2 separate regions of the Homo sapiens genome follow, and region 2 is linked to region 1. A link is a contact called in ENCODE Hi-C or POLR2A ChIA-PET data. All regions are on one chromosome and are shown on one strand. Each heading gives the region's core, a stretch centred on a gene start or an enhancer-like site at or near the end of the contact. The rest is flanking DNA. Distances are from core to core; before and after follow the strand shown.

Region 1 (7,294 bases), core at 4,736-7,235:
GTTCCCTGAGATGGCCACTGCTCTGCGTGGGTTCCACTTCTCTGCAGACTCCTGAACACAGCTGAGATCTTACAGTACACTATTTCTAGTATACTTTTGTACCCAGAACTTTTTTTAACCAACTCAAGTACTCTAGATCCTCCTTGACCCCACCACAGCCAAATACTATCACACGGGCTTCAAAATCAAACTGACTGAACTTAAACAGCAGGGTGTCCCAAAAGTCTCAGTGCAGTTGTAAGCTTTAATAACCTCAGAAGTATAAAGCTACAAATGTATGAGAAACACCATTTAGCCAGGCATGGTGGCTCACACCTGTAATCCCAGCACCTTGGGAGGCCGAGGTGGGCAGATCACCCGAGGTCAGGAGTCGAGACCAGCCTGACCAACATGGAGAAACCCCATCTCTACTAAAAATACAAAATTAGCTGGGTGAGGTGGCACATGCCTGTAACCCCAGCTACTCGTGAGGCTGAGGCAGGAGAATCGCTTGAACTCGGGAGGCGGAGGTTGCGGTAAGCCGAGATCGTGCCATTGCACTCCAGCCTGGGCAGCAACAAGAGCGAAACTCTGTCTCAAAAAAAAAAAAAAAAAAAAAAAAAATAAGAAACACCATTTGAAAGTTTAAGTTTCCTTTTGTGCCCTCTGAAGATGGTAAAAGTTGACTGAAAGAAATTTAAGTCGGCTGAGTGTGGTGGCTCATGCCTGTAATCCTAACACTGGGAAGTTGAGGTGGGAGGAATGCTTGAGACCAGGAGTTTGAGACCAGCCTAAGCAATATAGTGAGACCCCTGTCTCTCTAAAAAATAAAAAATAAAAAATAAAAAAAGAAAAGAAAAGAAAAAGAAACTTAGGTCATTCAAAATTCACAAAACTAAAGTAGCATAAGAGAATTTAAACAAACTTTCCAAAAAATTTTTTGGTAAATTCATAGCTTTATATGTCCTAACTTCTGAAGTTGTTAAAGCTTAAAACTGCACTAAGGTTTCTGGGACATGAGCATACTGCCGGCTGTGAACCCTCAGGTGGGCTACTTAACCCCTCTGAGCTTCAGTCCCTCATCTGTAAAACAGATATAATTCAGGATCATGGGCCAGGTGCAGTGGCTCACACCTTTGGGAGACCAAGGCAGGAGGATCATTTGAGCCCAGGAGTTCAAGACTAGCCTGGGCAACATAGCAAGACGCCATCTCTATTTTTTTTTTTAATTCAGTATCATGCACCAGCATATCACAAGCCTTCATTAAACGCTAGTCATTATAATTATTATCATTCTTGTTAAAGGCTGTGTGATACTACACTGTATAAAAACTCAGCAAGGGCCAGGTGCGGTGGCTCACACCTGTAATCCCAGCACTTTGGGAGGCTCAGGTGGGCGGATCATGAGGTCAGGAGATCGAGACCATCCTGGCTAACACAGTGAAACCCCATCTCTACTAAAAATACAAAACATTAGCCGGTAGCACGTGCCTGTAGTCCCAACTAGTCGGGAGGCTGAGGCAGGAGAATTGCTTGAACCCAGGAGGTGGTTGCAGTGAGCTGAGATGGCGCCACTGCACTCCAGCCTGGGCGAAAGCAAGACTCCATCTCAAAAAAAAGAAACAAAACAAAACAAAACAAAAGAAACAAAAAACCTTGTTGGATCTCTGTCCTATTGTTGGACATTTCCATTGCTTCCAATTCTCCAGTATTAAACACCACGTTAAGGCGAACATCCTGAAAGTTAAAGTAGTTTTGAAAACTCTCTCAAACTATATCTTTTCCTCTGCTCGTACACCAACACAACAACAATCATCCACACAGAAGTCTTCTGTGATCAAATGTGTGGGTTTTTTCCCTAAATGCCAAGCAGCAGACACCAACTGAGTGCCTTCCAATTCGATTCTGACATGATCTACCCGGAGATAGTGTCAGATCCCACAGATTGAGGCCTCAGTTCCCAAGACTGCCCACCCAGCCCCAAGACACCAGTTGCCAGTCTGGCCTCTGGAACTTCTGACCAACTGGCTTCACGCTGGGGTTCCTACAACCTCCTCTTTGGGCTTAATTTGCTGGAGTGGGTCACAGAACTCAGGGAAGCACTGACTGACTTTTACTGGCTTACTGTAAAGGGTATTACGAAGGATACAGCTGAAGAGATGCATAGGGCGAGATATGGAGGAAGGGGTATGGAGCTTCCATGCCCTCCTGGGCATGCCACCCAGCCTCCACACGTTCAGCTATTCAGAAGCCCTCTGAACCCTGTCCTCTTGGGGTTTATGGAGGCTTCACGACATCTGCATTCCTTCCTCCCAGAGTATAGGGCAGGACCCTCTCTGGGGAGGGTCTTAAGACTCGCAATCAGAAAGGTGTGGGAAAATTAGGGTCCTGACTTGGGGCAGGTGAAAGCAGAGCAGGAGAAGGTCAGAGAGATTCCGTTTCCTGGGGCCTGCCCTGAGGCCCAACACATTATAGCCAAAGACCGTAACAAGGGCAATGGGAGCTATGAGCCAGTAGCCGAGGATGAAAATCAATACCTAACACCACATGGGTTTTTTTTTCCCCCATCTTTGAGGGACTTTACATCTCTGAGGGCTTTTCAGTGAGGAATTTAAGCTCATAGAGGGGTTATGCCCTGCCTAAGGTCACACAGGAACTATGGCCTCCACCTCAGCCTTTGCCTCCAACCCAGGACACTGCTCAGTGTCCAGTACTGTTTCTGCTTCTTAGGAGGCCTCCACATCCCCCTGCACCCCAAAATCAGTTGGGCCCATCATATCTGGGGTTGGGGACCTCTGGACTCCAAGTCCCCCACCCTTGCTCCCTGGAAGACAGTGTCCCCTCCATACATGGTGCTGTGAATGCTGGTCTGCAGATCCCTGCTTCTCCCTCCTGTACTAATTTTAGCTCCTGTGAGTTTCCTGTAGGGACCCAGTCCAGCCTCCAGGGCCTCTGAACTGGAAGCTGTGAGCAAGGCAGGGGGTAGTGGCCAGAGGACCCTGTGGAATGTTCTCTCCTGGAGCCTGAAATCCCAGGGCTTAAAGTTTAGCTCTGGGGGAGCTGGGGGTAGGAAATGAGGACCCCCAGTCACAAAGCTAGGCTAGGATCCAGGGACTCAGCCTAGGGTGGGGGTGGGAGCTGGGCAGCCTAGGCCTGTGCCACAGCAGCTGGGGCCTGCTGGGAGTTGGCTGTCCCTGACCTCATCAGCCCCAGGCTCAGCTCAGAATAGCTGTGGGGCTGGGCCAGGCCTGTGTCAGACCTGCGTGTGCTTGAGCATGTGCTTTGTGTACTAAGGCACTGGTGCACATGGGAGTGCATGTGCATTCTGCATGCAGCTTTGTGTGTGGCTGGGTATGAGTCTCAATGGCTCCAGAATCACAGGTGCCATTCACATACGTGTGTGTTCCCTGGAGTAGTGTGCAGGTCTGTGTCCCTGTGGATGGGCACATGATCTGCACACGCATACCCAGGGCTGCCACTAGAGTTGTGCAACTTGGAGTCCTTACCAGTGGGTTCAATGGTAGATGGGTCCATGTGGCACAGGGACCCACCCATTCCCTGACTGTGGAATTGTATCTGTGTGCAGCGGGTGTGGGAGTGGTGTGGGTGGGTATACACATCTGTGGTGGGATTGGCTAGGGGCCCTTGGCTGTGCTGCAGGGGACTGAAGGCAGGTGGACTCAGCAGAGGCTGTCCTTTGGGCACTACCAGAGGCCTTACCTGGCCCCAAGCCAAGAATGAGCTGTAAGAGAGGCTGGGCAGGTCTTGCCCCATTTAGCAGATAGGAAAACTGGGCTTGCAATGCCCATGAGGTCACCCAGGGAATGGGGGAAGGACTGGTCTGCTGCCCAGAGCTCAGTCAGCCTTTCTATTCCCCTAGATGTGGCTGAACAGGAAGTCTGTGCTCTAGGGAGGAAGCCGTGGGAGCCCTTCCCTTCCTGCTCGAGCCCAGGCAGCACTGCCTTCCCTCAGCTGCACGTGCAGATGATGAAAGTGAGGCCCAGAGACACCTAGCATAAGATCAGATCTGTCCTGCTCGGGGCCTTGCCCCACCTGTCCCTGTTCGTCACAAGTGGTGAGGCCATATGCTCCTCCTGAGGCCATGGCCACTCTCCAGCCCTTGCCTCCCTCCTAAGCCCCAGGGATGCCTGGTGGCCCACACCCATGCTCTAGGGGACCCATAGATCCTCTAAACCGTGCTCATCCCTGAAGGAGCCCCTTGAACCCACCATACCCCTCCTCTCAGAGTCCCACATAACCCCGAGAAGGAGGCGCAGGTAAGATATTTCACCAGCAGGGGCACTACGTTACAGAGAGGCCACACACTGCCTGTGATCACACAGCAAGAGGAAAGCAGCACAAGGCCCCATACCAGCTCTTCCAGAATGTACCGCTACCTCCCACTGCCCCACAGGCACAAAGGATCCCCACAGGGAAGACCTTGGAGGCCTGTTTAGAACCTGAAGCCTCAGTTCATTCCACCTGCTGGGGCGGTGGCTCTGCCAGGCTGTGCTGTAGACTCAGGGAGCCAAGTGCCCCAGCAGACAGTCCCGCAGGCCAACAGGGCTGTGAAGGGGAGTGGGGGCCAAGGTCCGGAGCCTGGGGGTGGAGGGCATGGGGAGGGGAGGCTTTCCCAGAGGGCCAGAGGGACACCTCACCAGAAGCCTCCTTGAGGTAGCCCCCACCCACCAACACAGCAACACCTCTAGCAGGCAGGGACCAGAGGAGCAAGGCCTTTGGGAGTGGAGCCCCTCAGGCAGCAGGGGGTGCAGAAGGGGGCAAGAAAACAAGGCTGGAAAAGGGGAGGCCAGAGCTAGGGCGGGCTTTGGCAATGTGGGGAGGGATGGAGAAGCAGGAAGGGGCGGCTCTGCAGGATTGGGACCCAGGAGGAGAGCAATGTGGGGCAAAAGGGTGAGGTCACTGGGACCTGCAGTCACTCAGACAAGGGTCCCAGGCTGGAAACCCTCCAAGGGGTGATGTGCAGCTTGGCAGACAGTAAACTCCCACCTCGCAACAACCCAAGGGAGCCAGGGGATGAGCTTGGCAGGCCCCAGGCCCCTACTTACCTCCACTGGGGGTCTCTTCAGCCTGGCAGGTTGGGGGATGCCTCCCACCTCCTCAGTAGGGGGCTGAGTAGGGGGCTGGTGGGCCACCCTTTCTGCTCTTCCACGGCCGCCTTGGACCCTGAGCCTCCCCCTCACTGGAACCTGAGTGCCACTGAGAGCAATGGGTGACTAACCTGGTGGCCAGAGGGGGAATCAGGCTGCTGACGGGGGGCTTCTTTGTTACAGGTTTGAACTAAGTTCCCTCCCGCTCCCGGGGGGTCTGTCCCAGATAAGTCTTCAGCCACCCTTTCCAAGGTCTCAGGCCTTCGCACAAAGCACACGCGGCCGGCTTCATGCTCTACTAGGCCTGTTGAGACTCAGGAGTGGGGAGGAAAGGGGACTTCCCCAAGGTCGCACAGGAGGGGCGGCCGGCCGTGGACACCCAGCCCAGGGGGCCGCAGGGCGCCTCAGTATACCCCTCTACAGGCTCCAAGTTCCACGAACCCACACAGCGCTCCGCGTGTGCTGGCTTCTGTGACTCAGGGCAGACCCGGGAGGTCACGGGGCTGCACCACAGGCTCGCAGAGCGACTGACTGGCGGGGCGAGGTGGTGGCACGGCGGCCTCGGAGCCTTGCAGGGGAAGCGGGGCGCGAGAGGCGAGCCTGAGTGTGCGCGTGGGTGCGTAGGGGGCGGAGGGGTCAAGACTCCCACTTTTCCTCCCCGCGCCGGGTCCCAGGGGCCTCCGGATCCCGGGGGACGCCAGAGGGAGGCCTCAGGAGAGGCTTGGGGCGGCGGGACGGATCAATACCGCGCGCCAGCTCCTCGGTGGCCCGCCCGTGGCCCCCGCAACTCCAGAGCAACACCCGGAGGCGGGGCGGGGCGGGGCTGGGCGAAGGGGGCGGGGCTGGCAGGGGGCGGGACTGGCAGGGGGCAGGGTGGGGGTGCGAGCGAGGAGCCGCACAGGCAGTCCCGGCGCGGGGCAACCACAGCGCTCAGGTAAGGGCGCGACGAAGGGCGCGCGTCTGCGGACGGGTGTCTGCGCTCCACGCTTAGCTCGTCCAGGTGGGGGCTCCCGCCTCCTCGGCTGCTGCGGTCCCCGCCCAGCTCCTTGGTCCCGGCGGCAGTCATCCCCCGGCCGTCCGAGTCCCTCGTAAGATACCCCGCTCACAGCGTCGTCCTCCCTGCCTGGCTGCTAGCCTGCTTGGGTTCGGGGCAGCGCCCCGGGCCTGACCTGAGCCGTGGTGGCAGGGCCACGGGGCCCCAGCCAGCAGGAGAGACTGCCAGGAGGAGGTGACGCCGGCTGGTTAGGGCGGAAGGGCCCGACCCGGGATTCCAGGAGGTGGCCTTTTCGCATGGGAGCGGCATGGCAAATGCCTGGCGGCCGGAACAGGAGCTCGGGTCTGGGAAACTCCAGCGACTGAGTGTGTGCCTGGGCAGGGAGAGGAAGGGAAGCTGGGACATATGCGACAGCAGGGAGGGGTGCTTGTCTAGGACAAGAGGCTTGTAGCCATGGTGGGGCCGAGGAAGGGTGCAGCGGGGAGAGGCGAGCATGAGACTGAGGGATCAGGTGTGACAGTTCAGCGCCCCCTCCCTGGGGCAGTGCGTGTCTCTACTCTCCCCCACTGGGCACCAGACAACGAAGGGGCTGCCACGGCAGCCCATGAAAAAGCCTCCACAGCAGGCAGAACTTCCCTGCCTGTTCAGACCAGGAAATACCAGAGTGAGTGAGTGTCACGACAAGGTGTGTCAGGGGCCTAAGGAGCCAGGCCTGGGAGAGGACAGGGAAGGCCCCAGTGACCCTGCCCGGGAGGGACCTAGCGTGGACAGAGGCCAGGAATGCAGAGGAGAGACCAGGTCTGGCTACTGGTTAGAGCGCCACAGGGGCAGCCGCTGACTCACCTGGGCACGCCGTGACTGGCCAGTTCTGTCCTCACCCTGCCCCACCCCACCGCACCCCGTGGTGAGCATCAGGGCTGCCTGAGGACAGCTGTGAGGCAGGGCCCGTCAGGATCTTGCTCTGTGCCTCAGGTGAGTTGCCCACCCTCTCTGAGCCATCTAGCTAGGTGAACCTGGTGGGCTGGAGCCAGAAGTCTGGGTCTGAGCCCTGCACAAGTTCTACACAAGGGTCTCTGGACCCTCCCATTGTTCCTGGGCCTCAGTTTCCCCATCTGTACATTAGGCACAGCCTGTCACTAAGGAACCTTTGAACTGGAGGGAGGGAGAGGGTGAGGAAGCTATGCCCTTGACTGGAAGGGGGAAGGTTAGGGAT
Region 2 (6,946 bases), core at 2,632-5,131, 590 kb before region 1:
CCTCCAGACCTCTCCTACCATAAGGCTCCCAAAATAACAGCCAGGCTTATACCACCTAGGAAGAAGCCTGGAGGAAGATCTACGGACTTTGAACACATCCCACAGAAAAACGACAGGTCCATCACCCTACAACCATGGCTCTCAGAACGTGGTCCCAGACTAACAGTAGCATCACAGGGGAACCTGTCAGAAATATGAGTTTTCAGATCCATGCCAGACCTAATGAATCAGAAATTCTGGGTGAGGTCCAACAACCAGCGTTTTAACAAGGCCACCAGGTGATTCTGACGTCCACTGAAGTTTAAGAACCACTGCCTGACAGGGAGGCCCACCAGTCAAGAAAACATCTCACACCCAAAAGCTTCCAACCAGTTTTTCAGTGTCTGTTTACTTGAAAAACACTGTGGAGTCACCAGAAAACTGAAGGAAGACTTTGACAAGAAAGAGAGACAAAATAGATTTCCCAGGACAGCTCTGGTGGCAAGTAGTGAAATGTGCAGAGCCTGGTTTGCATGCTCTTTCCCCGGTCCCACCATTATATTGCTACAGAGCTACTCCTTGGGCTCTACAATAAAGTTTTCAAAATCAGTGAAGTAAATGCTCTCTACAGTCCCGTCCAGCTCTAGCCCATGCGTTTATACTAGTCCTTCCCACTGAAGGCTTTTTATTAAAGAGAGAAAAAAATAAATATACTGGTCCTTATGTTCTAGATCCCTGAAGCTAACACAGCAATTCGGGCTGACCGTCTCAGTTGAAACTACGTCTGATTCTTTTTTTTTTTTTTTGAGACAGGGTCTTACTCTGTTGCCCAGGCTGGAGTGCAGTGGCACGATCTCGGCTCACTGCAGCCTCTGCCTCCCAGGCTCAAGTGATCCTCCCACCTCAGCCTCCTGAGCAGCTAAGAAAGACTAAAGGTACACACCACTACAGCTAATTTTTTGTAGAGATGGGGTTTCACCACGTTGCCCAAGCTGGTCTCAAACTCCTGAGTTCAATGCAATCCACCTGCCTCGGCCTCCCAAAGTGCTGGGATTACAGGCGTGAGCCACTGCACCCAGCCATGTCTGATAATTTACTTGTCCCTTTGAATGAACAAGCAATATTCTGCTAAAAGATTACCATATTCAGTATCTGCATTAAATGTACTATTAATACTTTATGTAGAAGTATCTGTGACCATCCCACGCTGCCACGCCCTTTTTGATTCCCTGTGTCTTGTAAGATTCCCCTGGTTCACCCTTACAGCCTAAATCTTTTTTTTTTTTTCCCCAATAGAGACGGGGTTTTGCCATGTTGCCCAGGCTGGTCTCAAACTCCTGGGTTCAAGCGATCCACTCGCCTTGGCCTTCCAAAGTGCTGGGATAATAGGCGTGAGCCACGGTGCCCAGCCTACAGCCTAAATTTTAATCTAGAAATTCACACCTATTACTGCTTTTCACTAGTCTCTATTTACACCAAGTGTTGCTGCCAAAACCGGATCATTTTTCTGCTTACAAGTTTCTAGTGGCCTTAACATCTTCTACCATGTAATCACTGTGGACAAAAACTTCTAATTTACTTTTACTTCCTCTGCTTCCTTTAGTCTAGCTCATTTTTTCTCAATTCTCTTGGTTCCTCTTTCCCATATGAGAAGATCTCACGCCTTCTCAGATCACTTCACTCCTCTCCTGGAAAAACAACCTCCTTCAGGAGGGGTTTAGAATGATGAAAAGGGCCGGGCTTGGTGGCTCACGCCTGTAATCCCAGCACTTTGGGAGGCTGAGGTGGGCGGATCACGAGGTCAGGAGCAGTCTGGCTAACGTAGTGAAACCCTGTCTCTACTAAAAACACACACAAAAATTAGCCGGGCGTGGTGGCGGGCGCCTGTAGTCCCAGCTACTTGGGAGGCTAAGGCAGGAGACTGGCTTGAAGCCAGGAGGTGGAGGTTGCAGTGAGCCAAGATCATGCCACTGCACTCCAGCCTGTGCCACACAGCGAGACTCTGTCTCAAAAAAATAAAAATAAAAGCAAAAAAACCGAGGCTTACAGAGATTAAGTAACTTGCTCAAGGTTACAACTAGGATTTTAATCCAAATCCTTCTGCTTTCAAAGCCATACTCAACCATCCTACTCTACCATCTCCAGAGGTCTGACTCAACTATGTTGCAGAAGAAAAGTTTCCTTAACCATGTAGAAAATAAGAAGAGCAGGCTGGGCGCGGTGACTCACGCGTGTAATTCTAGCACTTTGGGAGGCCGAGACAGGCAGACTGCTGAAGCTCAGGAGTTCGAGACCAGCCTGAGCAACATGGTGAAACCCTGTCTCTACTAAAAATAGAAAAAATTAGCCAGGGGTAGTGGTGCGCGCCTGTAGTCCCAGCTGCTGGGGAGGCTGAGGCAGGAGAATCGCTTGAACCCAGGAGAGAGAGTTTCAGTGAGCCAAGATAGCGCCACTGCACTCCAGCCTGGGCAACAGAACGAGACTCCGTCTCAAAAAAAAAAAAAAAAAGAAAAAAGAAAAGAAGAGCAAAAGAATCTCTGCATAGTTTTATTTTTTCTTTTATTTATTTATTTGTGTGTGTGTGTGTGTGTGAGAGAGACAGAGAGAAATAGGAGAAATAGGATCTTGCTGTGTTGCCCAGGCTGGAGTGCAGTGGTGTGATTACAACTCACTGCAGGCTTGACCTCCTAGGCTCAAGCGATCCTCCCACCTCACCCTCCTGAGTAGCTGGGACTACGGGCACAGGCTACCATGCCCAGACAATTTTTTATTATTTGTAGAGACAGGGTCTCCCTACATAGCCCAGGCTGGTCTCCAATTCCCCCACTCAAGTGATCCTCTCGCCTCTCAAAGTGCTGGGATTACAGGTGTGAGCCACCATGCCTGCCCTGTTTGTTTTTTAAACAGGGATCACGCACAGATGCTGAGAGCTTTCCAGCTAAAGCCCAACAGGGAGCCCCACTGATCATCTCCCCAACCGGACGTCTCCACATGGTTCGGTGGCTTGGCCAGGCAGCAGCACAGCATGCCTCTTCCTCATGAAAAGACCCAGGCACAGGAGGGAGGCTGGCTCTAGCGACCAGAATGCTGGTGGGGAACAGGTGGTTAAGATATCTTTCCCTCTTAATATCAGTCAGCATCCCTCTCCCCACGCGGCCAGCAGGCCCAGCCCCGGGGACCTTTGTGGTGGTGAGTGGTGCCTTCCAGTATGGGGCAGGGTGGCTTCCCACCTCAAAAATTTTCCAGAGAAGATTTTAAAAGCTCTTAAGAGACAAAGTAGTAATTCAACAATTAAGGGCAATGATTCCTAAGGAGAAGCCTTCTCTTCTAGAACAGCACAGCCAAGTTCGACAGGCACAAAGAAATATCTGTAGTGACAAGAGAAGGTTCTTCAGTGGTGCCCATCAGCATGTGGAGCCGGCCACCGCCCCTGCCTCCATAGAAGGTAAGTCCATTTTCTCTTGTCTGCATGACAGAAAAAGGAGGCTGTCACCCGTGTCTCCCACTCCAAGGGCCTAAGCGGCGCACCTCTCAACCTTTCCTTTCAAGGGCTGAAAGGTTGTCCTCTTCCTCTCCCCACTCGGCCCCGATCCCCTTTTGCTCGGCACCTCTCTCCCCACTACTCGGCCCCCCTCACACCTCTTCTCCCCACCCCTCTCCCTGCTAGACCTCTCTTTCTCTGTCCCCCGCCCCTTTTTACTCCCCGCTCGACCCCTTTTCCCTCAGCCCGCTGCCGCCCAGTCCGCGGTACCTTGAGGGTCACGTCGCACAGCTTGCCCTGCCGCCGGATCTCCTCCATGACGCCGTAGCCGCGACTAGGCAACTCAGACACGGAGAAGTGCACCAGATCCTCCAGCTCCTCCGCGCCGTCCTCCACCATCTTCCCCGGCCGCTGCAACTGCGCAGGCCTCGCCGGCCGGCTAGACACTAACCAGGGCGGGGCGATAGCGCACGCCGACAGCCGCTCGGAGCGCGGAGCAGCAATCGGACGGGCCTCCGCGGCCGCCGTAGTTGAATCTCCTCGGCGCCGGAAGCCCCGCCACTCCGCTTCCTGGTTCATGTGCGGCCTTCGTTCCCTCGCTATCTCGACCTTGACTTCGCATGTGCATCCGCCGAAGTCTTTCTAGATCAATCGGCCCCATCTCTCGTCTTCCCGATTCGGCCATGACCTCACCCGTATCCTCGACGTAGGACCTCGGACTTCATTTCCGCCACCCCGACACTTCCGGAATCCCCGGAAGCGACCCGTTGCCATGGCGACTATGTACACAGCCAGGCAGCCCCGCGTGGGGAGTGCAGGTGGTTTCGGTTGCGGCAGTCGCGTCCCGGGAGCGTCGCTGCCTGGTGAACGGTGAGCAGGGGCTGCTCGCCGGTGGGAGTGGGGAGACGGGAAAAGGGTGTGCGCCCGGACTGCTGAAAGTGGCTGGGGTCCAAAAACCGCTTTATCTGGGGGTTCCCAGCTGGGTCGCTCATCTCTGAAACCCAGGCGAAGGAGGGCTCGACGTCGCGGGAGTCCTTTCAACCTGACCGCGGCTTACGGTCTTCGGAGCTAATGTTCATTGGTCCCACAAAGGGGTCCCACGTCGCGTCCAGGACATAGAGGCCGTGAGGCAGGGAGCCAGAGGTCGTCTGGACTCTTCCGTACTAGTCAGTTTTCGAACTAGAGGGGGCTTTGGGATCACCAGTCGGAGCCCTTCGTGTTACAGGTGAGGAAACCTCTCCAGAGAGGGACCGGAATGGGTCCAAAGCCCACTGCCGCCCAGGCTCCACGCGGGGGTCCGGCACATTGGGTGAGAAAAAGGAGAAAGTCTAGTTTTGCCTGCATCCTAGTCTTGTTCAGCCAAGGCCAGGTGCAGTTGGACCCAGTGTTTTGGATTCGGGTGTTGGTGCTGCCGCTACGGGTAGCTATGAGGGTTCCCCATGACAGCCCCTCATCTGGACGGGAGCACTGGAAGATAGGGACCCACCTGGTGCCTTCCACCCCACCAAACGCTCCCTTTCCTCTTGTCTAGTCTTCATGGCTGCTTGTTGCCAATTCTGTTCATTCCCACTAAAGACAAATGAGGAAACCTCGAGCGCCTTAACACAGAAGTCTCCTGGTGGCCATTCAGAGACTTGCTTTGTTATACCAGAAATATCAAAGGGTGGTTCCCCAAGGAGAGACATTCCCCACAAGGTCCTGAGGGAGAAAGGGAGGGGGCCGGGCGCCGTGGCTCACGCCTGTAATCCTAGCACTTTGGGAGGCTGAGGTGAGCGGATTGCTTGAGCTCAGGAGTTCAAGACCAGCCTGGGCAACATGGCGAAACCCTGTCTCTACGAAAAATACAAAAATTACCCGGGCGTGGTGGTGCACGCCTGTAGTCCTAGCTACTTGCGGGGCTGAGGTGGGAGGATCGCTTGAACCCAGGATGTGGAGGCTACGGTGAACCGAGATTGTTTCACTGCACTCCAGCCTAGGTGACAGAGTGAGACCCTGTCACAAAAACAAATAAACAAAAAACAAAAACAAAAACAAAAAAAGCGTGTGGTGAGGTGCTGGATGTGGATTTTTGCACCTGGAAACCAAGTGTCCTCCTGGAAGGGCTGTGGGCTTTGGTTGGAGTTGTCATGGAAGGGGAGTGACATCATATGCCCCTTGGGACTCTCTCAGTAGTGACTGAAGATAGACCCACATATGAAGATTCAGCTGCCCTCTGACTTCCAGCCATTACCATCACCAACCACCGCCATTTCCTGAATACCTACTCTGTGCTGGGCTCTGCCCTGGACATTGTGAGGGGATTCAAAAGAGATAAAAAGCACAATCCTTGCCTTCAAGCAGCTTGTAATTTAATTTTGGGAACTGAAACCCACTCAAATGAAGCGACGTAAGAATGGTAACAAGCAGTATTTCAGTAAGTGCAAGATGGCATGGGGTCCCTAAATGTTTGGGTGTTAAAGGGCTGCTGAGTAGCAGGCTCACAAGACGGGTGTGCAAAGGAAGACTTTATTGCAGGTGGATATGGCTCCTGGCCTGCTTGGAGCCATGGTGTCAGCATGGGAGGGCCTTGGGAAGCATACATGGGGTGACTGCGTGTGCATGTGCATGTTGGCAAATAGCAGGGCAGAGAAGGGCCAGGCTCTGGAGGGAGAGTGATGCTTTTGCTTATTTGTTTTGTTTTGTTGAGACAGTCTCACGCTGTTGTCCAGGCTGGAGAGCAGTGGTGTGCCATCACTGCTCAAGTGATCCTCCTGCCTCAGCCTCCTGGGAAATTGGGACCACACGCGTGCACCACCACACTTGGCAAATTTTTAAAATTTTTTGTAGAGACAAGGTCTTGCTGTGTTACCCAAGCTGGTTCCTAATTCCTGGCCTCAAGCGATCCTCCCACATTGGCCTCCCAAAGGCTGGGATTACAGGCGTGAGCCACCATGCCCAGCTGAGGTTGATGCTCTGAACTGGCCTGTGCTACTCTTGTGCAGGGGCTTCAGGGAGAGAGGCCTGGGCACCTGCTCCCAGAGCTCCCCTGCTTCTTCATGGTCCCTTTCGGAGCATACCCTGGATGGCATCTGAATTTCCCTGGGCAGGAGAATGGGCCCTTGGATGTGAAGAGTGGTTCCCCGGTTCCCCAAGCTTTAGAAATTGAGTGTGAGGCTGAGGTGGGTGGATTGCTTGAACCCAGGAGTTTGAGACCAGCCTGGGCAACATGTTGAAACCCCATCTCTACAAAATTGCAAAACGTTAGCCGGGTGTGGTGACACACACCTGTCCTACCACTACTCTGGAGGTTGAGGTTGAGGTGGGAGGATTGCTTGAGCCTGGGAGACAGGCTGCAGTGAGCTGAAATCACACCAGTGCACTCCACCCTGAGAGAGAGATCGAGACTCTGTCTGAAATAAATGTCTCAAAAATAATAAATAAATAAAATCTGGAATAACTTTTGTCAGGTAACACCCATTGGACCTCTCTTAGATAATTTTATATAAA

Evidence for each region. A loop is a pair of places that touch in the nucleus more often than their neighbours do. ChIA-PET counts read pairs that join two places held with the same protein, here RNA polymerase II (POLR2A). Pooled maps may share reads with other maps.
Region 2: a loop to region 1 is called in a map of naive thymus-derived CD4-positive, alpha-beta T cell, with 5 times the contacts of the local background. The contact joins the promoter of KLHL18 here to the promoter of ALS2CL in region 1. A Hi-C loop is called at or near these places in 1 of 168 maps with a recorded cell type or tissue (naive thymus-derived CD4-positive, alpha-beta T cell) and 7 of 50 pooled maps. POLR2A ChIA-PET finds 5 or more read pairs at or near these places in 2 of 52 experiments (WTC11 and activated T-cell).

What each region holds. Positions count from the first base shown.
Region 1 is chr3:46,692,370-46,699,663 of GRCh38, reverse strand. ALS2CL (ALS2 C-terminal like) reads left to right here and starts at 5,985. Exons shown (of 26, transcript NM_147129.5): 1 at 5,985-6,021. It also overlaps a transcript of TMIE not described here. RefSeq lists enhancers at 2,670-3,169, 4,259-5,048, 6,630-7,294 and silencers at 5,681-5,760, 5,911-6,160, 5,891-6,185.
Region 2 is chr3:47,279,879-47,286,824 of GRCh38, reverse strand. It overlaps KLHL18 (kelch like family member 18), which reads right to left and starts at 3,881. Exons shown (of 10, transcript NM_025010.5): 1 at 3,731-3,881. The coding sequence starts at 3,859. It overlaps KIF9 (kinesin family member 9), which reads left to right and starts at 4,026. Exons shown (of 21, transcript NM_182902.4): 1 at 4,026-4,330. RefSeq lists enhancers at 3,898-4,287, 3,503-4,702.